Regions from separate parts of the Mus musculus genome. Here regions 1 and 3 are each linked to region 2. The links are chromatin loops, found by intact Hi-C in ENCODE. Cell type or tissue: heart. All regions are shown on one strand.

Evidence for each region. Peaks named below come from ENCODE experiments on the same cell type or tissue, not always from the same donor. Only the 100,000 strongest peaks of a DNase experiment are listed, where the experiment ranks them.
Region 1: it touches region 2 in a loop (2.8-fold over the local background); 2 of 42 quality-filtered maps call a loop at or near these places.
Region 3: a loop joins it to region 2, with 2.0 times the contacts of the local background. A loop is called at or near these places in 2 of 42 quality-filtered maps.

What each region holds. Positions count from the first base shown.
Region 1 is chr14:122,479,053-122,487,052 of GRCm38, reverse strand. Zic2 (zinc finger protein of the cerebellum 2) reads right to left here. Exons shown (of 3, transcript NM_009574.3): 3 at 6,725-8,000. The coding sequence ends at 7,810. Gm33769 (a long non-coding RNA gene) reads left to right here and starts at 4,063. Exons shown (of 2, transcript XR_383798.4): 1 at 4,063-4,575; 2 at 5,927-6,120. It also overlaps a transcript of Pcca not described here. In heart, no CTCF peak of the experiment used is centred here; no DNase peak of the experiment used is centred here; H3K4me3 peaks cover 260 bases; H3K27me3 peaks cover 6,980 bases.
Region 2 is chr14:122,530,541-122,538,540 of GRCm38, reverse strand. Pcca (propionyl-Coenzyme A carboxylase, alpha polypeptide) reads right to left here and starts at 4,213. Exons shown (of 24, transcript NM_144844.2): 1 at 4,082-4,213. The coding sequence starts at 4,174. In heart, a CTCF peak has its summit at 4,280; a DNase peak (open chromatin) is centred at 4,260; H3K4me3 peaks cover 1,739 bases; H3K27ac peaks cover 1,291 bases.
Region 3 is chr14:122,634,104-122,642,103 of GRCm38, reverse strand. It overlaps Pcca (propionyl-Coenzyme A carboxylase, alpha polypeptide), which reads right to left. Exons shown (of 24, transcript NM_144844.2): 8 at 3,687-3,723. Among named protein-coding and RNA genes, the nearest start is that of Gm46487, 7.6 kb to the right of the region's middle. In heart, CTCF peaks have their summits at 4,112 (motif pointing right) and 6,788 (motif pointing left); no DNase peak of the experiment used is centred here.

The sequences.
Region 1 (8,000 bases), 51 kb after region 2:
TGTCAACTTCTTCTTCTTGATGATATGTTATTTTCTAGCTTATGATTTTTTAAAAAAATAGTAAGTAAAATCTAAAGACATCCAAACCAGAATCCAATCATGAACAAAAGTGGGAGGTTTTCTGACATGCTTCCATAATAAAATAAAAAACTCTGTCTATATGTGACTGTGCTTCAGTTCAAAATTTGATTCCAGAAACTGGTGCAAATTCTTACTTTTTTGTGTGGCCACAGGAGGAGGAAAATATGATACATTGGGGGATTTTACAGTAGAGCTGTGTTTAGTTTTAATTTTCCTGCATTTTAAAATAAACACTTTGACCAAAGCATGTTTGATCTTTGCAAGAAGGAAGTATACATTGTGAAGGAATGTGCAGAGGTTGGGTATGAAAATGGGGTTGTGACTCACAGCTGCAGGCAGAGAAAAAAAAAGGCGTTGTAGTGTCAGCCAGAGGTGTTCAGTCTAATAATTCAAGCTGTAAACTGTATCCCCTAAAATTACCTACATAATAAATCATTGTGAGAAGAAAAAAAGTTTAGACTAAAAAGTGTAAGTGAAATAAAATCCTCAGGGGAGTACACTGCTGGGACCTATTACAATGATATGAAATTATTTTGTCCAAAACTTTAAGAATTAGAATAATGCTCAAAATTGCTCTAGCACAGTTGATCCTTCCCCCCCCCCCGCGCATAGATTTCAACACATTTTAATATACCCTACCCCAAAAATGGGTTTCCATTTTTTCCTCTTTTAATCACACAGCCAAACTGTTTTATGAGATTTCCCATCTATTAATACAATTTGGAGGGAGGGGTCAAAATACCTTTGTGTTTAAAAAATCAGTTACAACTAAATTATCATATACACATCGAGAATAAGGAAGACAGACGTCCCTCTGAAATTCCCCTAGGTTCCTGTCTCACGTTTCAGTATTGCTCATAGGTACCAAAGAAAACACTAAATTCATGAGAGCTAGTGAATTAGCTTGCCTATACTCAGTGCTTCACTGGAAAACTCCGACACTGCGGTTGATAAAGCCCGAGCCAAAGCCTACAGGCTTGAGAAATGAGACCATTTGGGGGATAGAATGCACCAGTTTGGAGAGGAGCTATGAAGAGGTTGGGTGCCCAGAGAAAAGATGCAACTGTCAAGAGGAAGTTTAAGGACAAGAACATACAAGTCTTCGAAACAATAAGATTGAGGAAGTCAAGAAACAGGCTTGGCAAAACCATATTGAAACAATTTATTTTATAGGATCCCCCTACATTTCCAGAATTAGTGAGCAGAGCCACTCTGAGAACAAGGACTGTTCTTGACGGCTCTTGCAGCGCTTATGAACACTGAGAAGGAGAAAAGGTAAAGCGAACAAGTCTCTTTCGCCTAAGCATTTCGCAGGAAACTAAAAGGAAGGGACGAGAAATACACAAAAGGCAGGCTGACTCCAGAGAAGTTTGCAATAAAGATTAACTGGAAAAAGGAAGTCCACAGCAATTAAAACCTCTACCCTGGCTCATTAGTATTCGTGGCCGAATGTCCAGTTCTCCTGTTTATCTTTCTCCCAGGATCAATATCCTAGCAGCGTGGGCCTGGGAGGAGCCCGAGTCCGGCCCTGCGTGAGTCTGACCTTTCGCGCCCTCCCTACAGGTCAGAGCATCCTCAGAACCACCGGCCAGCGCGGCACCCGCGCTCATTAAATCCGCCATTCATAGAAGTGCGGGGAGTAGTGGGATGGGGGCGGGGGGGGGAGGCGACAGGCAGGGAAAAGGGGGCTGGAGACAGTGGGCAGACAGAAGTAGCCAACTCCAAAGGATTCAGGAAACCACACAAACCGCTGTGGGCCCACTGGGCCCAGAGGACAAAACAAAGCAAAAAAATCCAGCGCAGTATGCACCAGGGCTGCCTGCATCCAGAAGCTGGCTCTGCTCTAGGGCAGTGGTTTTGTTGGCACCGCAACAGGTTTTGGATTTTTACTGAAAAGTAGCAGTAAAAAGCCCTTTGCTCCCATCAAAGGGAACTCAATGCCCACTTGCAGTCGTACCAGGTCAGGAGTGCTCCAGACCTCTCCAGGCCTTGGAGAAATAGCTCCGAGAGAAGCTTGGAGAAGCTTCAACTACTAAGGTTATCGCTGCTGCTGTTAACATTATTACCATCCCCATCCACCTCCTTCTGTAGAGACGCTGCTCCATTCTGCTCCCCAGGGCCACTGACTTAGCATCTGGGGTTTGGGGGACTGGGAGTGGGGGAAGAAGAGACTAAGGCAAGGGTTATTGGGTGGGCACATAGCTTTTCCATCCCCTTAATAGATGGAGGAAAAACTACTCCCTGCCACCACACACACACACACACACACACACACACACACACACACACACACCAGGAAAGTAGAGAGCGCAGCAGGTGGGTAAGACAATCTAGCCCATCACAGCCCCTGGTAACCGGCCTAGGAATGCCAACTGCAGGTATTCCCCCATCACCCACCCACCCCCACTCCCCCAACCCACCCACCCCGCCGCTGTCCTCATCTCAACCTGTAGATTCAAGAAATGGGCCTCACCTATAAGGTCAGGCAGTGGTCCCTCCAAGGACAATAAGGGGGAGTGAGCAACCGCTTACTGGTCTTGTGCCACCCACGCGCATCTCTGCAGCCCCAGGTCCTTCCCACCCGGGAGTGAACCGGTGGTGGAGAGATTCGGAAGCCACAGGAGGTGAGCATATGAGTGGATGATGTGTATTGGCATGGGAGCGCGAAAGGTGTGTCTGTGTGGGTGAGCGGCAGAGTAAAGGGACTCCCGCAAAGCCTGTCTGAAGGCTGTGTTAAGCCAGGTGGGGCTGGAGAGATGCTGGACCCAAATAGGGAGAGAAGCAGAAAGCTGAAGGAGAGGTCAAGTGTTACCTCTTCAAAAGCGGCTCTGCCCTGAAAACAAAAGGAAAGCGGGCTGGGGGCATGCTTAGTGACCTCAGTGCCCAAAGTTAGCATCTTGCATCTTGTAGAGGCGGGGCAGCAGGAGGACCCTGGCCCGGAATTTCACTGCCAGAGGTTTCCGCAGTGGCCATTCAGAGGCGACAAGGGCCCGTTTACCCCTAGTGACCCCCAGCCTTGACCATGAACTCCGACACTTGGGTTGGGCTGCCCTATAGTTGGCTTTACAGGTGGTCTCATTTGTTAAGTCCTACCCTTATCATCATGGCTGCCTTCCCCTCCTCAGGGACTCAGCGGAATGGGTTGAGGTTTTCTGATACTTGGCCACTCAGATCTAGTCTGGAAAGATCTAGACCACCCCCCCCCATAAAAAAGCCCAGCAACTATCCCCGGAGGGGAGGGGGAAGTGAGAGAGTGGAGGGAAGGAGAATGACATTTCTATGGTCTTAGTTCTGAGCTGCAGGTTAAAAATAGAAACCTTTCATTTTGACTTGTCTGCTGAGGTACTCATGGATGTATGGATGTGGAGCTGCAAATTTCTGGGGCATCAGATTATAATCAACCCACAAGTATTTATCGAGCCCTGCTTGGATCCTGAGAGGAGCTTTCCTTGCATGTTCCTATTTCAACATTTTTAAAAATTAAAAACCTATCTGAAAGTTCAACCAATTCTTAGTGAAGTGTTTGTTATTCTGAGGCCTTTATTTCCTAAACTTTGGAAGTGGGCCTAACATCCCTGGAATTATTTCTGACATGATTTAGGGGATAGTAGGATCTGAGTGTCCAATGCATACTTGGTAAAATCTCTGCCTGTCTCTAGCCTCCTATGCTACCAATGAACTCAACAGTACTCAGACATACTTTCCCTAGACCCACCAACCCAGGCAAGATCAAGTTGGATGGCCCAAGCCTTCCTAGTCTAATGCAGCGATGTAGCAAATAACACAGTGCCTGGAGAAACCCGAGCCCCCGTCCAGCCTGTGAGCTACTCTTGATCTCAGGATTTTGTGCGGAAGAAAAAAAACAAAAAACAAAAAACAAAAAAAACACTTGAGACTGAAAACATCCGTCTGAAAAAGAGACAAAGGGGATAGGGGGTGGGGTGGAGGAAGAGCCAAGGTGCCGGCAGAGGGGAGAGGAAAGGGGTCCCGGGCAGTTAAGGATGGTGTGCGGGTACCAGGGTGGCGTTTTCTCTACTGGAGTCCCGCAGTGTCCCGACTGTAACTGCCTCCCCTCGCCCTTGCCGCAAGCAGAACTGACGCGGCCCCTGAGCTGGGAATAACCTCCTCCCTGCCGGGGACTTCGGAGGACATCACTGAACTGGGAGAAGCTGATACCCATGCCCGTTATCCTTGTGGCCATTAATAATGCAGCGAGGATCACGATAATTAATAATAATAATGATGGGCCTCCCGAGGGAGCTCCAGCTGCCTCCGGATAAAGCGAATCTCGTGGTGAGAGGGACTTATTCTGTGGTGAATGGAGTTGAGCGCGAAGGGAGCAGGCTTCTGTTCACAGAAGTTCAAGTTGACAGCGGTGTGGCAAGCAGAGACACCAGTCCTGACGCCGCAGCGAACCCACAGCGAAGCTCTTGGGCCCTGAGGGAGGCCAGGACCAGCTTCAGCTATGAGGCTCTGGAGTGAAGGCAAGGGCAGGTTAGCTTTCAGGCCTATTCTGAGTTGGGGTGACGGGGAGGGAGGGAGGGAGGGCTCGGACATCTCCACTCACCCACCTAATCCCCACTCTCAACCTCATCACCGCCAGGCTCTCCGACTCAGGCGCCAAACTGCTACACCCTTTAAGTACAGCGATTCTGGCATCTTTGGCACTCTTCGCACATATACTATCTCCCTCTTCTCTCATTAGCCTCCGGAAATTCGGAGGGCCAAGAGAAAAGCCAAACAGAGAAACTGGACCAAGCCGACGGGCTGATAACTCCTGTGGACAAAGCCTAGAGGGGCTAGAAGCCATTTTGCTGGAAAGCCTTTCCCAGGGCCTCCATCGGTTCTAGGGTAGAGTAGGAAAGCACTTTTGGGGGATGGTCTTTCTAGCCCAGACCCCCTGCACGTTGTATTTTTCTGCAGAAAACTAACAATGGCGTCATAGACTTACAGCGAGCTCCCCAATAGATTTAAAAAGCAATTGCACTACCTTGACCCTGTGGAGCATCTATTTTGCTCCCATGCTCCCGCAAATAAGAAGGCCCCAAGGCCTTAAGTTGATGCAGAAGTAGTCCCTCTGAGTCCTCTTTTTTTCTTTTTCTTTTAAGATTTGTGATATCTCAAAACTATAGTTTTCAGCCCCACAATGAAAAGGTTAAAAACATTTGAGTAGAACCATTTTCTTCTTGCCCACCAAATGAATATTTAATCTGACTCTTTTGCCTGCTCCCCCAGGGGCAAGGGGCTCGGCAAAAACCCTAAACGATTTTTCTCATGGCTTGTGTGTTCAATGAATTCTCCCAAGGCTCAGTAACATATGCCAATTTTTCTAATAATTTTGCTTAATATTATTAGGGGTTATAAATTTGATTTTAATAGAGGGTTGATTGCTTCCGAAATTGGCGCTTAGGCAGCTCGCGGGCCGCTGGGGAGGGCGAGCCTGGCACTTGTCACCCAGAGAGTATCACAAGCAGGCAGGCTGGATGCATGTTCGCTTGCCGCTGAACAGGTAGCATGGCCTGTGGGAGGTGAGTGTTGACCTCTTCCCAAACATCCCTCGGGCTGTCATGCCTGACCCTGAGGTAGCAAAGGACCGTGCGGTCTTCCATCCATCCGCAGAGGACTCAGCCCTGGGCTGCTCTGGCTCATCCGGATCGCACAGTAGGAGCCTCTGAAGCTGACCAGGTCTGCTCCCTCCCCTGAGAGCAGCTCCTCCAAAGCCCAGGGCCTATCGGAGCTACAGGGACACTCAGTGGGAGGGAAGTCTTGATAGCTCAGGAACTAAAAAATAATTTCCCCCATCTCTATCCTTTTATTACTAAAATTATTTTTGCTTTCTTTACAGCATCTTGTTTGAAAACTCACACCAACTCCTGTGGGGGCAGGGCAGCACGGTGGCAAAGATTCCAGAAAATTCAGTACTCCTATTCACTTCCACCTGGCAACATTAGCCTTTGTATAAAATAATTTTGCTGCATTCTTTCCTTCAGAGTAGATGTATCCCTATCTATGACGGCAAATAAAAAATATTAAAGCATATCCTATTTATTACTTTCCCTTGAGCACCACTGCAGAGCTGCTTAAGATAAACAGGGTTTATTGAGCAAGCTCTGCTTAAAATATCAAGGAAAAAAAAAAAAACGAGCCCCTTTAAACTATAATCACTGGGCCAAGTTCAAAAACAAAGTACTCGGCTCAGTTTTAAACGTGCAATTAAAAATAACTGTACCTCAGCTTTTCAGAGGGAGGGAGAGAGGAAGGGGGCAGGGTAGGGAAAGAAAACAAAGAATAAGGAAATGTTTAGTGCTCTTAAAGCCAGCCCAAATAGCTGAAAGAAAGAAAGGCATTCCCTTAGATAATGGAGCCATTAGACACTCTGAAGGTTCCTGCCGCCATTCCTCACAGGGGCTTTCCAAAAATTTAATTCATCCTCAGCTACCCAACAAAAGGATGTAGAAAATAATTTTGAGACTTTCTGCCAAAGGGGCAGTTTAGCCCATTCTCTATGCATAAATAGACCTTCCTCCAAAGAATGCAAGGTGGCACTTCCCCCCTCCCCCAATCCATACCCTCGTCATGCCTCAAGCTGACTCCTTCCCATTCTCTTCAATAACTCTGCTAGGGGGGGAAAAAGTATGTTCATGCAGTTTCAACACATTTTATTATATTTCTGTATGCATTACTCTCAAAACATCACAAGAAATGATCAAACCACTTAAACCTTCAAATAAAAAATCTGAAACAGTTTATGCCCACAATTGTACATATTTATAGTTAAGAAACATTCTTTATAAATATTGTTTCCTCTGTAGCAAGTTAATACCATAATTTAATTACAAATGGATAAATATGGCAACGGATATTTACAGAAGGGTGTTATTTCGGAAAAAAGCTAACGGCACAACGTTTACTCCCACCCACCCACCCCCCAATCTTTCATACAAGAACTAACAAATCGAACGTCGCAAAAGCACTGAAACATCACATGTAAACCCAGCTAACAGAAAAAATACATTCACAAGCGTTGGTGGTGTTGGTGATGTGTGCTATGGGTTGGTATGTTGAAGAAACAGAAGGGAGACTTTGGCACGGCTCATATTTTCCAGTCTATAGTCGCATGAAGTTTACAATCAAGTTGCCTCATTTAAAAGGAACACAATATTTAATACCACAATACAAAATAAACCATTTTCTTCCACATTACTTTAAAAAAATAAAAGAAAGAAAGAAACCGGGAAACTAAAAGGAAAAAGAAAAGGCCCATCACTTGGGGAAGGGAAATGGGAGAAAGGCGGGAGGGAACGCAATCCGGGAGTTTACAAATGGACAAACTTCTATCCACCAATAAGCCAATAAGCCATTAAAATCACCGTGGAAAAGGAAGGCGTCCGCTATGTACAGTTTGTCAAAAAGACTAGGAAGCATGTGGGAAGGAAAGTGGGCTAGGGAAGTTTGGCTCGATATTTTTGTGGGATTTACTTTCTTAATTTTTTTTTATGTTTTCAGTTTCAGACATACAGAGAGATTTTGCTTTTCATGCCTAGATTGTTTTCTTAAAAAAAAAAAAAAAAAACAGTTAAAAAAATCCTTCTGCTGGTAAAATCTTTTTTTTTTCACCATAAAAATCAGATTCATAATTTTAATAAGACGATCCTAAGGTGCCCTCGATGGGTTTTGGGAGGGCGACGGTGGATAAGGGAACAGGGAATGGGAGAAAGGCCTGGCCCCTCACACGTACCATTCATTGAAGTTGGAGGAGAGGCCGCTATGGCCTCCGGTTGTCCCGCTGCCCCCGCCAGAGCTGCCGCCGCCCCCGCCGCCCGCCCCGCCGCCGCCCCCACCGCTGCCGGCCGCCGAGCCCCCTCCGGAGCCGCTGCTGCCAGAACCCGCGCCTCGGTGCACTGCGGACACCGCGGCCG
Region 2 (8,000 bases):
TCTGCAGCAAAATTGAGGCTCCAGCTTAACCTGAGTACAGGTCCCTAGAAGTCAAGGGAGCGCCTCTGTACAAGGAGGGTGGGACAGTCTCTGGCTGCCATTGATAATGCATCTATCCTAAATCTAAATACATCTGGAATTCCTAGGCTAGTCAAGAGTTAGCTATCTGCCTTTCATCCAGAAGATTTACAGAATTAGAAAGGGAGAGAGGAGGGGGTAAAATCTTGGAAAGGTTCCACTTCTAACAGAGTGGTGGAATGCAGTTCAAGTCCACATATAAGAAGCATGGTCAGGCCAGAAGCCGTTCCCCCATTATGGTGAAGGTCAGAGGAGGAATGCTCTGTGGCACAACTGTGACAGCACTCTGCCACCCCACATTCAGCACCAACTGTGACACTGTGCTAAGACAACAACATTGGCACGATGCAGTCTCTGCTGACACATTAAAGAAACATAACACGAGAGATCCCATGCATCCAAGATACAGCTCTGTTGGTTGAGTACATGCTAACAGGAGCCCAGCTCCATATAAACCTGCTGTAGTGGAACACTAATTCCAGCACACAGGAAGCAGATCAGAGGTTCAAGGTCAACCTCAGCTGCAGGGAGTTCAAGCCCAGCCTAGCCTGCATGAGATGTTTCCTCAAACCACAAAGGAGGGAGGTTAATGATGGCTTAGAGACCAAAAGTGCATACTGCTCTTTAAAGAATCCAGGTTCTGTCACCATCATCCACATGGTGACTTACAACTAACTCCAGTTTCCAGGGGTCCACTGTCCCCTCTGCTACTCCATTCACATGGTACAGATAAACTCATGAAAAAGTGCTCATATCTTTAAAAAAAAAAAGGGGGGGGGGGACAGGCAAGATGGCTGCCTCAGAGAACAAAAACACTTACTACATAGCCTGATGACATTGCAGAAGATGAAAACTAACTTCTGAATGTTGTCCACACTATGGTACCCACACCTACACTAAATAAATGTAATTTAATTTTTTTTTTAAATGCTAGAGGCAGATGGATTTCTGAGTTCGATGCCAGCCTGGTCTACAAAGTGAGTTCCAGGACAGCCAGGGCTATACAGAGAAACCCTGTCTTGAAAAACAAAACAAAACAGTGCTAGGGAGACAGCTCAGTCAGTAAAAACCCTTGCTATGCAAGTGTGAGGACCAGAGTTTGATCCCTGGAAAAGCCAGGTATAGCATATCCCTGGGGAAACAGACAGGAAGCCCAGGGTTTGTTGATTAGTCAATCTAACTGAATCAAAGAACTCCAGATTCAGTAAGACATCCTGTCCAAAAAAAACAGATCAGTGGGAAGTGACTGAGGGAGACAACCGACTCTGACCTCTAGTCTCTACATGCATGAACAAACATGTGCACGTTCACACACAAAGATAGCTTCTATGTTACACAGCTAGTATACAGCAGCAATGATCGAAACCTACTTCCTGTTAGCCTGAGTCTAAAATATCATGGTCCTTTGCTCTACCTTGCAACACCAAGTGATTAACACTACCCTAAGAAACGCAGCATGACGAGATCAAGCCGGCAACCGTCTGATTCCTCTCCAGCACCATCCAGGCCCTGCTCCAGAGCCTCCATGGACTTTTCTCACGTCCTCAGTGTTCCCAGTGGACATGGACCCAGGACACAGCCTGTTCTCTCACAACACTATTTTTTTTTCTTTTCTAGAAAAAAAAGTCACCTCATCCTTCATAAAGTATATTATTCTTAAATTTTTATTTTTTCAAACGTATGTGTATGTTTCCCCTGTGTGTATGTCTCTGCACCACATGTATATCTGATGTCATTCACTCCTAATGGTTGTAAGTAAATCAAACCCAGATCCTCTGTAAGTGCTTTTAAGGACTGAGCCGTATCTCTAGGTCCAGTTGTGTGAATTTTTTGCTATTTTATTATGGTTGTGTATATGGTAGAGGTCAGAGCACAACCTTGTGGAATCAATTCTTTCCTTCCACCTTTGTTTGGGTTCCAAGTGTGAACCCAAGTCACCAGGGTTTTGTAACAATGGCCCTTGCCCACTGAGCCATCTAACTGACCCTTGTTGAAACAATGTTTAACTTAAGTAGCATGATATAAATAAGAGTATTGACTGTTTCTAGGAAGCTGGCAGTGTAGCTCAGTGGTACAGCTCTGCCTCAATGTACCAGGCCTAGACTGACACTTACTAGTTCTATGGCTTTAAGCAAGTCATCTAACATTTCGGGACTTGAGTCCATCTTCTGTAAGTGGTGTTATGTGCTTAATATGAGGACTGAATGGCTTAATTTGCAATAGTTGCCTAGGGCATAAGGTCAAAATATGGACTTGGTCAACTCAGTCTATTTTATTTTATTTCACCACCAAAACTTCTCAACAGCCTTTTAAAGTTATTGCTTAACTACTAGATGAAATTTCATAAACACTTGAAACTGTACTCACCCCCTACACAGGAGGAATTCAGTCAAGATTTGTTTGTAAGAAACTATCTAAAAAAAGCACATATCCAATATATAATATCCAACCCTGGTGTGGTGGTGAATACCTATAATGCCAGCATTTGGAAAGTAGAGCAGGGGTTGAGGATTTAGCTCCAAGGCAGAGTACTTGTATAACAAGTACAAGGCCTCAGGCTCAGTCCTCAGCCCTGGGGTGGGGCCAGGAGACCAAAATCTTCCTCCAGTACACAGCAAATTTGAGACCAAGCTAGGCTAAGTGAGGTCCTGTCTCAAGAAAACAAACCCCACAGAAGAAGAAATATAGAAAATGTGACTCCAAAGACCTTACCTTCTCACTGCAGGTAATTTCATAAGAAAATGTGTAAAAGTCTTAGCAAGAGCAAATGAAGATTAAGTGATTACAGGATGATAAAAGTTAAGGAACAAAATCCGTGTGGCATTACAAAGAACAATGAGAGCCAACTTTTCAAGGCTGACACAAGGGAGAACCTTCCAGCTCACACTGCCTAAGTGGGCCTGTTTGCATTTCCTTAAAAAGAGTAAAAGGCTGAGCACAGCAGTACACTCTACACTCAGGAGTCAAGAGGCAGGGAGATCTCTGTGGCTTTGAGACCAGACTGCTCTACACAGAGTGTTCCAGAATAGCCAGGGCTACACAGAGAAACATGTTTCTCAAAAAAATAAATAAATAAAAAATAAAAAAAAATTTTTTAAAAGAGGCAGATCATATCAACTCAAATTTCAATGACCATAAACCAAACGCTGTAGAAAATAAATTTTTAACTTTTTCTACTGAGAGATAGGGAAGGATTTGAGCCTGGCCTTAAACTCACAATCCTCAGCCTTTCCAATGCTGTGATTACAGGTGCACACAGCACTACACATGATTGCACGGCAGGGAAGATTAGCAGGCACACTCAACCAGCTTTCAAGGGGTTTTCAGGGGTCATTCATTTTTAAGAAATCTGCTCAAGTGAATTAGTAAGTGTACTTTAAAAGTTGGGGAAGTCAATGCTGGCAAGGCATTCAATATATCCCATATGGAAGGAGAAAGGAGGTTAACACGAATTCCCAATCTGTGAGTCAAAATGTCACCATGACATCCAGGGTGAACCACAGTTTCTAATCAGGCTAAGCAGTTCTTAGGAAGAAAAATAAATTCAGACGGTGCATTTCTCACGCGTTACAATGGTGTCATACAGTTTAAGCAGGATTTCAAGTCACACGTGTGCTCTGTTAACAATCTTGACTTAGCACAGTATTTTCAAACTCACAGCCTTAACTATTCAAACAGCAATTCATGATGCCCCTTCAAAGTCGTTGCAAAGACAGCAAAAGAACATGTGGACTCTTAACAAGGGCTCTCTAGAAAGCTGCAGGAGAAACCAGCACCGCGAGACTCTGGGATGCAAGCCCGAAGGCCATCCCGAAGGAGTGCAGGTAAAGCTCGGACCACTTAAGCCTGTCCCTCGGATATGCGCGTTCAAGAGATGCCCAGTGGCAGGACAGAGTGTGAGTGCAGCCTGGTCAGGGCCCGGGCCTGGGGCAGCCGGGATGAACCGCGGGTGTCGCCTGGGAACCCGGAGCAAGCAGGCCCACGCGAGCCCGGTTCTGCTCACCTTCAGCGTCCCCAGCAATTGCTGCTGCGAGGACCGCCGCCAATGCCGCCTGGCCGCCAACAGCGCCACGGTCCTGACCCACTGCCCCGCCATCGTCCACCCCGCAGACTTGCCGGCTGCTGACCTCTCACCCTCGTCAAGGGGCGGGGAAGGGGAGTGCCCGCGGGACGGCCAATCAGGAGCCTTGAGCTCTAAGCTCCGCCCCCTGGCGAGTAGGCTTGGGAGGGAGCTGGTCCGACTGCGGCGCAGAGCCGGTCGCCTAGGGCTTACGCATATGGGATGAGAACCGCACTAGGACCCGGAGGGAGCCGACCAAGGCGCTCCAGCAGCCAGTCCAACTCCCCTACTGCTGAAAAAGCTGACTGGAGCCTGCTTTTGGCTTCCAAAGAACCAACGTTGGCCAATCGGGTGCATCCATGCTCCTTTTAATTTCTCGGTGGATATTTTAAAGTAGATCTCACCAATAACCATCTCTGTATCAGGACTGGTGCTCACTTACTTCGCCTGTCCTACAGAATTAACTTAAAACAGTCAGGAAGCCAGGCTGCAACATGTAGAGGTCTAGCCAAAAAGACAATTCGCAACATTTGCGATTGGCTGAGAAACTGAAAGTTCTTACCAAAGTAGGAACATAAGTAGCAAAAATTACCTGTTTCACCAGCGCCAGAGGCATTTTCCTAGTCAGGAAACCCAGTTTCCCTTCTCTTTCCCTCTTGCTACTTTCATCACCATCTTTGTATTTAGTTTGTAGTTTTAAAGTCCTGTTTTTACTGCAAAGATTCCTTCAGTGAAAGGGGCCTGTAATAGAAACTACTTGGCTCTATAAAGGGACTTAATCACGGAGCCTGAGGACCTAAGTCTGATTTCTAGGACCTAAATCAGAGGAAAGCACTAAGTTCCACAAGTTATTCTCTGACCTCCATATGCATGTCATGTACACACACATGTACACACATACATATACACACAAATAATTTTTCCATCTGAGAAGTACAAGTAAATACATTGAAGAAAAATTATAATATCCAATTGTAATTTTTATTTATGTATACTTTTGTGTATAAGTGCCTGCATGACTATATGTGTACCATATGTGTGCCTGGTGCCTGCAGAGGTCAAAGGGCATCAGATTCTTAGAACTGGAGTTACATCAGTTGTGAGCCACCACGTAGGTACTGGGAATCAGTGGTTTGGTTTTTTTTTTGTTTTGTTTTGTTTTGTTTTGTTTTTAAGATTTATTTATTTATTATATGTAAGTACACTGTAGCTGTCTTCAGACACACCAGAGGAGGGCGTCAGATCTTGTTACGGATGGTTGTGAGCCACCATGTGGTTGCTGGGACTTGAACACTGGACCTTTGGAAAAGCAGTCGGGTACTCTTACACACTGAGCCATCTCGCCAGCCCCGGAATCAGTGTTTTTAACTGTTGAGCCATTTCTCCAACACTGATAAGATCCCTGTAAGCAGCCCATGAAATGCCTGTCTTGCTCTCAACTTTGTCCCTGAAGAGCAACCATAGGAGATTCTTGGAGCTTTATGTCAAAGAGACTCTCTCATTCTGGTAATAACTTACTAGATAAGAATATTAATCCGATTATGGCAATTTTCAAAGTTCTCAGATATGGTTGAAAGCTCCAACCCCACCCTCACAATTCTGTCCACAATTATTTTCATGGAAGCAAAGGGGAAATTTTTAATTACCACTGTCCTTAAGACTGATATAACTAGCTAGTCCGTTTAATTATAATCTACGAGAACAAGCAACATTGTAACCACTATTGTTCGGAAAGCTACTTCTAAGGATAAACTTAACTCTTTGTGTCCCAAAAGACTAAACGGCTACAAAGTCTAATTTTTGCTTCAGATAATGGGAATAGATAAAATACTATGTAGCGAATACTCCAGAGGGAGCTCTGAATGGTTCAAACCTTAGACTCTGTAAGCTAACACTTGCCTTAGGCTCTACAGCAGATAAGATTGATTGATGAAAGTGAAGACCCAGCCAGCAGAACAGGGACAGATCTAAGCTGCTCGAGTCCACAGCTGTGTAACCCACTATGCTAAAGCCCTCTATATGCATGGCTTCAAATGTGGCTTTTACTTTTTTAAGAACTTACTTATTTTTATTTTAGGTATATGAATATTTTGCCTACATGTGTTATCTATGATGTGTATATAGAGGCCCATGGAGGCCAGAAGAGGGTGTCAGATCCTCTGGAACTGGGGTTACTGATAGTTGTTAGCATGTGGGTACTAGGAATTGAACCTGGGTTCTCTGGCAGAACAGCCAGTGCTTTTAACCACGGAACCACTATTCCAGCCCCAGTGTTGTCTCTTGAAGGCCTGCTCTTTTCTGAAGGGAAAAAAGAGAGGGAATGTATCTGGGGAAAAGGAGACGTCAACGGAGCTAGGAAGACTGGACAGAGGGGAAACTGTAATCAGAATGTCTTCTATGAGAGAAGAATCTATTTTCAATTTTAAAAAATTACCAATTTAGCTGGGCATGGTTGAGCACACATGTAATCCCAATTCTTTGGAGACAGGAATGGGAGAATCCTCACTTCCATGTAAGGATGATAAACTCAATAATAATAACTAATAATAGGAATTCATCTTAACACCGTTTCCATCCCCAGTTGATATATCTATAGTATAACTCTTGTACATACAGCCCAAGGAGCATCAAAAAAGAGGAGCCAGAAAGACACTAAAAGCAGGAGAGGACCAGAAAATTTTCTTTGAGATTGTATCTCCTAGAAATAACAGAAAGGCTTAGCTCATCATACCTCAACAATATGGCTGCCTAAAAAAAGACCTGAACAAGACGAATGCCAATAGACATGCTAACATAAAAAGACAAAGAATTATAGGAAATTAAGGAATGCTGGGAGTAGGAGAAACATTTTTCTCTAGAGATGAGCATCCTATTAAATTACACACTACCAACTGGACAGCCCTAAAACCATATACATACAAGTAATACTAAATGGACTGAGCAGATTGTATTTATATATTTATGTATGTGGACACACACATACACACATACAAATTAAAGAAAAAAACAAAGTTGAGATGGAGTGAGGGAAGGGGATATGGGAGGGATTAAAGGGAGAAAGAGAAGGGAAAATGATGCTATTATATTATATCATATACTATAATAATCTTATATTTTTATACATTTTAATGTTTTATGCTTATACATATTAAATAAATTATGGTGTATTTTCTAACATTTAATAAAAATAATTTGTATAATATATTATGTATAACTTATATTTATATTACATGTATAATACATGGACATATAAACTATATTATATTAACATAAAATAATGTAAATGTTTAATAAATCATAATAAATATATATAAAATATGCCGGGCGTGGTGGCGCACGCCTTTAATCCCAGCACTCAGGAGGCAGAGGCAGGCAGATTTGTGAGTTCGAGGCCAGCCTGATCTACAAAGTGAGTTCCAGGACAGCCAGGGCTATACAGAGAAACCCTATCTCGAAAAACAAACAAACAAACAAACAAAAACATAAAAGATATAATACAATAAAAGCTACACCATATTTATTTAAAAATTTTAAGATTTATATATTACATAGAATAAATTTAAATTTAATAATAATTTATCACCTAAAAGGTTAAAAAAAATGCAGGTTTGTGTGGAGAAGTGTCCCATATTAATGTAGATTATTAACAGATGCATATAATATCATTCTATTTTTCTCTCTTTGCATTTTTAAAATATTAGTACAGTTTAGCTGAGAACTCACAGCAGTTGTCTTGCCTTGGACTTCCAAGTGTTCAAATTTTAGGCATCTGCACCATGACTCTGTTTCTGCCATCTTTTCTCACATGGATATTAGTACCATCTGATCAGGGTACTAACCAGATTTTATGATTTCTTTTGAC
Region 3 (8,000 bases), 100 kb before region 2:
TTTCAAATACAGCTAAGGAAGCCCAGAAAATCTCCTCTTGAGTTTGCAGGTCAGAGTTTTCAGTAAAGTCTTAGAAAAAAATCTCAAATAACCTAATGACATAGATCAAGGACCTAGAAAGACAAGAATTCAAACCCCAAAGCAGTATAAGTTAAAAAATAATAAATATCAGGGTAAAATTAATAGAATGGAGACTAAAGGAAGCATAGAATCAATCAAACAGAGCTGATATTTGAAAAAAATAAGATGAACAAATTCATGGCCAAATGAACAAAAAAAGGGAGAGAAGACACTAATTAGAAATGAACACAGTGAGACCCTGTTTCCCCTCCCTCTCCTCCTTTCTCTCCCTCTCTGAATCCCCCCCCCCCTCTCTCTCTCCAACAAAACCCAGAGAATCATTACACAGTACTTTTAAAAACTTATATTCCAAAAGCCTGGGAAGTAAAAGAAAGAAGTTCCAAACACACATGACCTATAATGCTATAATGACCTATAGAAATAACTTTAAAGGATTTGTAATAGTCAAGGAAATTAAAATGATGGTTAATAAGCCGGGCGTGGTGGTGCACGCCTTTAATCCCAGCAATCGGGAGACAGAGGCAGGCGAATTTCTGAGTTGGAGGACAGCCTGGTCTACAAAGTGAATTCTAGGACAGCCAGGGCTATACAGAGAAACCCTGTCTCAAAAAACAAAAAACAACAACAACAAAAAGACGGTTAAAAAAAAAAAAAAAAAAAAGAGACTCTCCACCAGGACCAGGTTGGATTCAGTGCAAGAATGTGAGGATGGTTCAGTGTACACAAACCAATAATGCCACAGTCCAATGATGCATTAGCTACATTTCTGCAACAACTGTGCCCTTAAAAAAGAATGAGGTTCTCCAAATAGAAAACTGAAACTAAAACAAGAGTGAAGAAAGCATATATTTTGTCTTTCCTCGGTTTGCCTTAAATGTACAAAAATAAATTATTATGTATTGATATATTTATATTTTAATAAAATTATTTTTATTCACAGTTACAAATATGTGCAACGAGTATATTTAATACTATTTTGATATTAAATATAATCTTTATTTGTTAATGGTGAATATTAATTATAATATCATCATTATGTTTTGTTTAAGTAAGAACTAATCAATATTGTATATATGAGGGTATAACCAAAATATATTATAAAGTACAATAAACCAATACAGAACACTACTACTTTGGCAGAGAAAACTGAATAGAGATTACAGAAAAGTGACTTTGTAATGTGTCTGGATGACAGCACAGTAAGAAAAGGTATTCACAGGAGGTGTCTGTGTGATCTGGAGGGTTCTCAGGGAAATCCCTAAAGCCTTGTAAAACTTCTTTACCGTGTTTCATTTCACTTCAAATTTTATGACTTCTCTTCCTTCCAGTCTGCTCAGGACACTAGCAAGCTTCTATTTAATAGCCACAACTGTAAGCATGTATTTCACAATGAGAGCGAAAGGGAAGAATTAGAAGAAATAGAAGGAAAGGGATGGGAATCATCAAGGACACACCCATGTATGAAATCTGAATTGTAATTATAGTAAATTTTTTCAATAATAAAAAAAAATGGCATTTCTGAAGTAGATGGTACATGGAAACAAATGTTCCAAACTAAAAGCTACAGTTACGTAAAAAACACAACAGTGGCCAACAATTACTTTCCACCTCTGGCAGTATAGATAAATGCTTCCAGAAAAGAAACACAGACCTGAAAGTGGGAGAGCACAGAAAGATTTTGTTTCTACCACATAGCACAAAAAAGAGGGAAAAGGCAACAACCTGTGCACAGAGTGGAGGAGCACAGCTCTGTGGCTGTGTGTAGGCCTTGCAAAATAAGCTCTAGATCCTGATTCCCCAGCAACACAGAAGAGGAAAAAGAAAACAGAAACAGAAACATAAATCACACAAGAAAATCCAGAAAATGACACTACAAAAGAAAACAAACAAAAAATAAAATAGGTTCAAATATATGTTTATAATTCTGTTGCTCACACTTGGGAATATATTTTCCCATGGACTCAAGGTCTACTTTAACCCTTAAGTAAACTTACAATGGCCATCCAAACCATAATATAAGTGTGAGATATCTCAATAAGAGTAGGAAAAACCTGATCCATCACCAAAGGGCTCACGCGCATGTGCACACACACAGACTTGAATACTGTGTCACCAAAGAAAGTGTTCTTGAGTGTAAGATGTGTAATTCACAGCATGTCACAGGCACATGATCCTAGTGTAGACTCTAGCCCTCCTGCTTTCCAAAATTCCTCCAAATATGACAATCATTTATTACAAAATATTCTCATAGATGACTTGGATAGGTGGTAATATCTAAGCTATGACTAAAAAGAGCCCAATTTGAGTTTAAAAGTGTATTAATAAAATTAAACCACTTTAGGACAGTCTTAGAAGCTGCTGAGTGCTTCATGGGGAATAAAAGGACCAATGATTTAACCCACAGACAGCAGCATTATATAACCTACCAAGTCTTACTGTGAAATTAGTACAATAGGGAAAAGCTTCTAAAGATGCTGGCAACGCTGAGGAAGTAATTAATACAGATGTTCTCGACAGATAAAATAGTATCTTATATGTACTGGCCTTATATCCAAGGCAGTTTTTCAAAACAAACAACAAAGAACACTTAATATGACTTAAATGACCAAAACCAAAATAATTTAGCCATACCCAACAGAAGCAGTACACAACAAGCCAATCACAGAAGAGCATGCTGAGGAAGCTGATAGCTCAAGAACACCAGACCAAAGAACTCTATGCTAGCTTGTCTCATTTACAAGAATATCTTAATGTCCATGATCACTTTGGAATATACAAACTTTGCCAAATCAAATGCTCTCCTATCATAGACAAAAATTCTGAGTAACAAACCACACTGAGAAAACAGGACTACTAAAATATTAGTATATGGCTTCCTGAAACAATGTAGCTAGCAGCACAGATTGTTTTAAGATGTTGCTGTAAGCCTGACAGAAAGTGTTGTCTGAGGCCCTTGCCTAGCCACAGCTTTCCATAGGTATACACATGTATTGATCTGACTCAAAATTATAGGTTTCAAAGCTTTGTTCTCTTTTCCTATTTTCTCCATTTAGACACTACAGAAGACAACTGTGTTCATGAGCAAGAGGAATATACTTGAAACTTCATATATATATATATATTCACTTGCTTAGCCTATCCAGCTCTCACCTCCCACTTTCTACTGCATCTTTCTTTCCTAGCAAAGCTATTAAGTTGATATTTTCCATTTTAGAAAAAGGTAAGAACTTGAACAAGCTTGTCAAGGGCACCTTCATTTGAATCCTGTGTGCTGTGTCCTTCACATTACAACAGACCACAGCCGAGTGCTCACACACAACTAAATACAAACTGTGTCCAATCCTCAAGACTCTTCAGACAATTATTCGTTTTAATTAGCTAGTGAGTTCATCTTATAAAAGAACCAAACTAAGATCAAGTGACTACAAGTCCTACTTTAATAAGAGAATATGGTAATTCAACTGATAAATTCTAGAGCCACAAGTAATAGAAACCAAAAACTATTAAAATATTATTTGCTCTATGGGAATTACTTATTACACGTTTGCTCAACCGTATCTGCTGAAAGACACAGAAACACTACCAAAGTTAATTTAAGGACTTACCAATTTCCCTTGCAATTCTGACAGCTTCATCTGCATCCTGTAAAGGCAGGAAATGAGACTCAACATTAATCCCATGAGACATTGCACAATGTCTTTAGGGCAGTCATATATTGCACTACTGTCTCCTCTGATTCATTTAATGTTCAATTTTACAACCTTCTAACCCTTTTCATTCAGAGAAATGTAAAATTAATACCATAAGTGGAATGTAAATTCTCCTTCGTCGTTATTATATTAAGAAACTCAAAGCAGTTTGAAATGAGCTGGCAGGAAACATGACCAGAATTGCCAATGATTCGGTGCAGTTGCTGGGATTTAATGGCAGATTTTAGATGTTTACAATCAATACTGAATTGTAAATCAGATCATTAAAGCTTGTCTGCAGCCCCCTTGTCTATTTACACACTGTGTTTTCCTAGATTCTGTCAGCAGGGGGAGTTGATTGTCTATTGTTTGGGAGGAGCTCTATCAATTTTCTAGAAATAAGTAAATTTCCAGTATCTGTAAGAATTAGCAATTGTTTAAAAAAAAAAGGAAAAAAAAGAAGAAAGAAAGGAAGGGAGGAAAGAAAAAGAAAAAAAAGAAGAAACCTTGTGATTTCCATTATATTTTCTTAACCAATTCTTCAGGTACATATTTTATCTTTACAGTTGTACTAGGCACATAAATTAAAGTTCAGTGAAACTCCGAAGAACAAGGTAAGGACTCCTCCCTGAGGTCCAAGACAGGCCTGCGTTACCGACTCACAAGTGCATCCGTCCCCGCCATTTGTCAGCAGTAACACTTAAAACCGCTTCAACAAACTGCCCCAGCCAAAGCCATTCACCTGATATACACTGTGCAAACTCTATGCACAAATTTTCGACATAATGACAAGAACTCTGAAGCCACTTTCTCAATTCAATTAATTTTTCTAATCCAGTGGCACTATATGCACCACCAGCAATGTTCTAGAACCACCAGTTGATAAATATGCAGGAATTTTTCCACAATTTCAAGGCATTCAAGGGAAGCCTGGCATTTTTAAAGCTCTTAAATTACTACATTTAAAATGAAGAGCAATCACAGTAGACTCCCCAATCCCCAAACTGGGACTAGGGGAAAATAACTGCTTCATTTATGTCCAGTTTTTAGAAAAAGAAAAGAAATTCTTCCTTAAAAGTCTTCAGTACCCAACAGCATCCCTGAATAAGGAGGCTGGAACGGGAAGTTGTCAGAAAAATTTAATTTCCTTTCATTAGCCAGTCTGCTCCACAAATAGGTGCTTGTTAAGTTCAAAGCAATCCTGAAAGCGACACCAGTTTTAAGTCTTTTTTTACTCCAAGCAGTCACATCTGCTAATGAGATTTTCCAAATAACAATTGTTTTCAAGTCAGAGATAAAGCTCTGTCTTGCTCCCTGCCCCAAAATCAAGCTTTACTCGCTTTCTATACCTTGATGCTTGCACCAACCCTGCATCTCCAAATTTTAGTTTAAAAAGATAAAATTTTAAAAAAAATCTATGAAACGGGTCATTTAAGAATGTCATGGCTTCCACACATTGAGTTGGAAGGCTCTTTGTTCCAGCCGGTGACAGTTATTGGAGAATACTTGCCTTTAATAGCCTCTGTCAGGAAGTGTTAAACCTGCCAAATCGAACAATTAGTGCCTCTTGAACAACATACAGGAAGAGTGAGGACTGGTGAGGACCCGGTTATAATCAGCTAGAAGGAAACTTTTAACATTTCATTCAATGTGGAAGGGTGTGTTTGCCAAAGACGTCTCAAAGAAATTCAACTACAACCTACAAAGTCTGGGGCCCAGGGAAGCCAACAGTGCTCAAAATCTACTTCTGGTTGTGACATATTTATGTATCCACATGACACACACACGTTATGCTTTATATGTAAAGAGAATTTGTATTTATCTACAGCAAAACTTCTCAAAATTCCTGATCTCCCACAACACAATGTTAACTTTTGACGAAGGTATAAGTTTTCCTACCATGAAAATGAATTTCTATGACAAAGATTTTTCAGATAAAATCAAATTGCCTTAAAAATTAATTTTTCATTTGTCATTCACTGAGCCAAAAAATTCATTGAGGATCTATTACGTATTAGACATTACAAAACACATATTATTGTTTTTGAAAATAAACTAAACACATGTGACACATCTAGTTTTATTATGGGATACATAAAGATTAAAAACTCTAAATAGCTCCTAAATCAATAGCACTAACATATGGTGCATAGACCCTCCTTATGGGGTTATGGATAGGAAAAAAAACATGTAATAAAGCTTTGGAAAGTCTATTCAGAACAACAGATAATTTAAGTCCAGTAAAAACAAACAAAAAACAAATAAATCTAAAGAGAAATATAAAACACATCCACCCTCAGCTTTCGCCCTAGCAGTAGGCTGACACAGGACATCCCACTCAAGTGTGAACACAGGAACAAGCCTGAGCAGCACTTCACACTTCGGTCAAGACACACACATAGCCTTTGTGCAAATAGCTGCATTTATCAAACATGGAGAGCCTGTGTCCCTTCCTCCACAGCCTTTGGTTGTAGAAAGTTATCCTATGGATGACTCTCTCACATGTATCAACAAAAACTTACAAGGAGTTTGTTATTTTCAATTGTGCTGTTTTGATAAGTAAAACATCTGGAAAACAATTTAATGGGCCTTCAACAAAGGACTAGCATACAGATGGCTCAGTGACTCTACCCATTTAAAAGAATGATGATCCATGTGTTTTAAGACACTAAGCCGATAAATATTTTCTAGCAACAGTGTATACAATCGTGTATACAATCTGGCCTTTTATCCTTCTAGAGTCCTAGCCCATGAAGAGAAACAGAAAGTCAAGTGGACAAGCAAGTCACCTGAGAAGTGATGTGAACACTTCATGGCAACAGCAGAGAATAAGAGGAAACTTGCTTTAGGTAATCGGAAAAGGACCCTCCTGAAGTAAAATTGAAAACCACAGATTAAAAAAGCCGGGTTGGGCTGGAGAGATGGCTCAGTGGTTAAGAGCACTGACTGCTCTTCCATACGTCTTGAATTCAATTCCCAGCAACCACACAGTAGCTCACAGCCATCTGTACTGGGATCCGATGCCCTCTTCTGGTGTGTCTGAAGACAGCTACAGTGTACTCATATACATAAAGTAAATAAATAAATCTTTTTTTAAAAAACTATGCAGCTGGGGCCATGGGTCCCTCCATATGTACTCTTTGGTTGGTAGTTTAGTCATTGGGAGCTCTGAGGGTACTGGTTGGTTCATCTTGTTGTTCCTCCTATGGGGCTGCAAGCTCCTTCAGCTCCTTCAGCTCCTTCAGTCCTTTCTCTAGCTTCTTCATTGGGGACCCTGTTCTCAGTCCAATGGATGGATGTGAGTATCCACCTCTTTATTTGTCAGGAACTGGCAGAGCCTCTCAGGAGAAAGCTATATCAGGCTCCTGTCAGCAAGCACTTGTTGGCATCCACAATACTGTCTGGGTTTGGTGACTGTATGGGATGGATCCTTGGGTGGGGCACTCTCTGGATGGGCTTTCCTTCAGTCTCTGCTCCACACTTTGTCTCTGTATCTCCTCTCATGGGTATTTTGTTCCCCCCTGTAAGAAGAACCAAAGAGTCCATACTTTGGTTTTCCTTCTTCTTGAGCTTCATTTAGTCTGTGAATTGTATCTTGGATATTCTGAGCTTCTGGGCTAATATCTACTTATCAGTGAGTGTATACCATGTGTGTTCTTTTGTGATTGGGTTACCTCACTCAGGATGATATTTTTCAGTTCCATCCATTTGCCTAAGAATTTCATGAAGTCATTGTTTTCAATAGCTGAGTAGTATTCCGGTGTGTAAATGTACCACATTTTCTGTATCCATTCCTCTGTTGAGGGATATCTGGGTTCTTCCCAGCTCCTGGCTATTATAAATAAGGCTGCTATGAACATAGTGGAGCATGTGTCCTTATTACATGTTGGAGCATCTTCTAGGTATATGACCAGGAATGGTATAGCTGGGTCCTCTGTTAGTATTATGTCCAATTTTCTGAGGAACCACCAAACTGATTTCCAGAGTGGTTGTACCAGCTTGCAATCCCACCAACAATGGAGGAGTGTCCCTCTTTCTCCACATGCTCTCCAGCATCTACTGTCACCTGAGTTTTTGATCTTAGCCATTCTGACTGGTGTGAGGTGGAATCTCAGGGTTGTTTTGATTTGCATTTCCCTGATGACTAAGGATGTTGAACATTTTTTCAGGTGCTTTTCAGCCATTCGGCATTCATCAGTTGAGAATTCTTTGTTTAGCTCTGTACCCCAT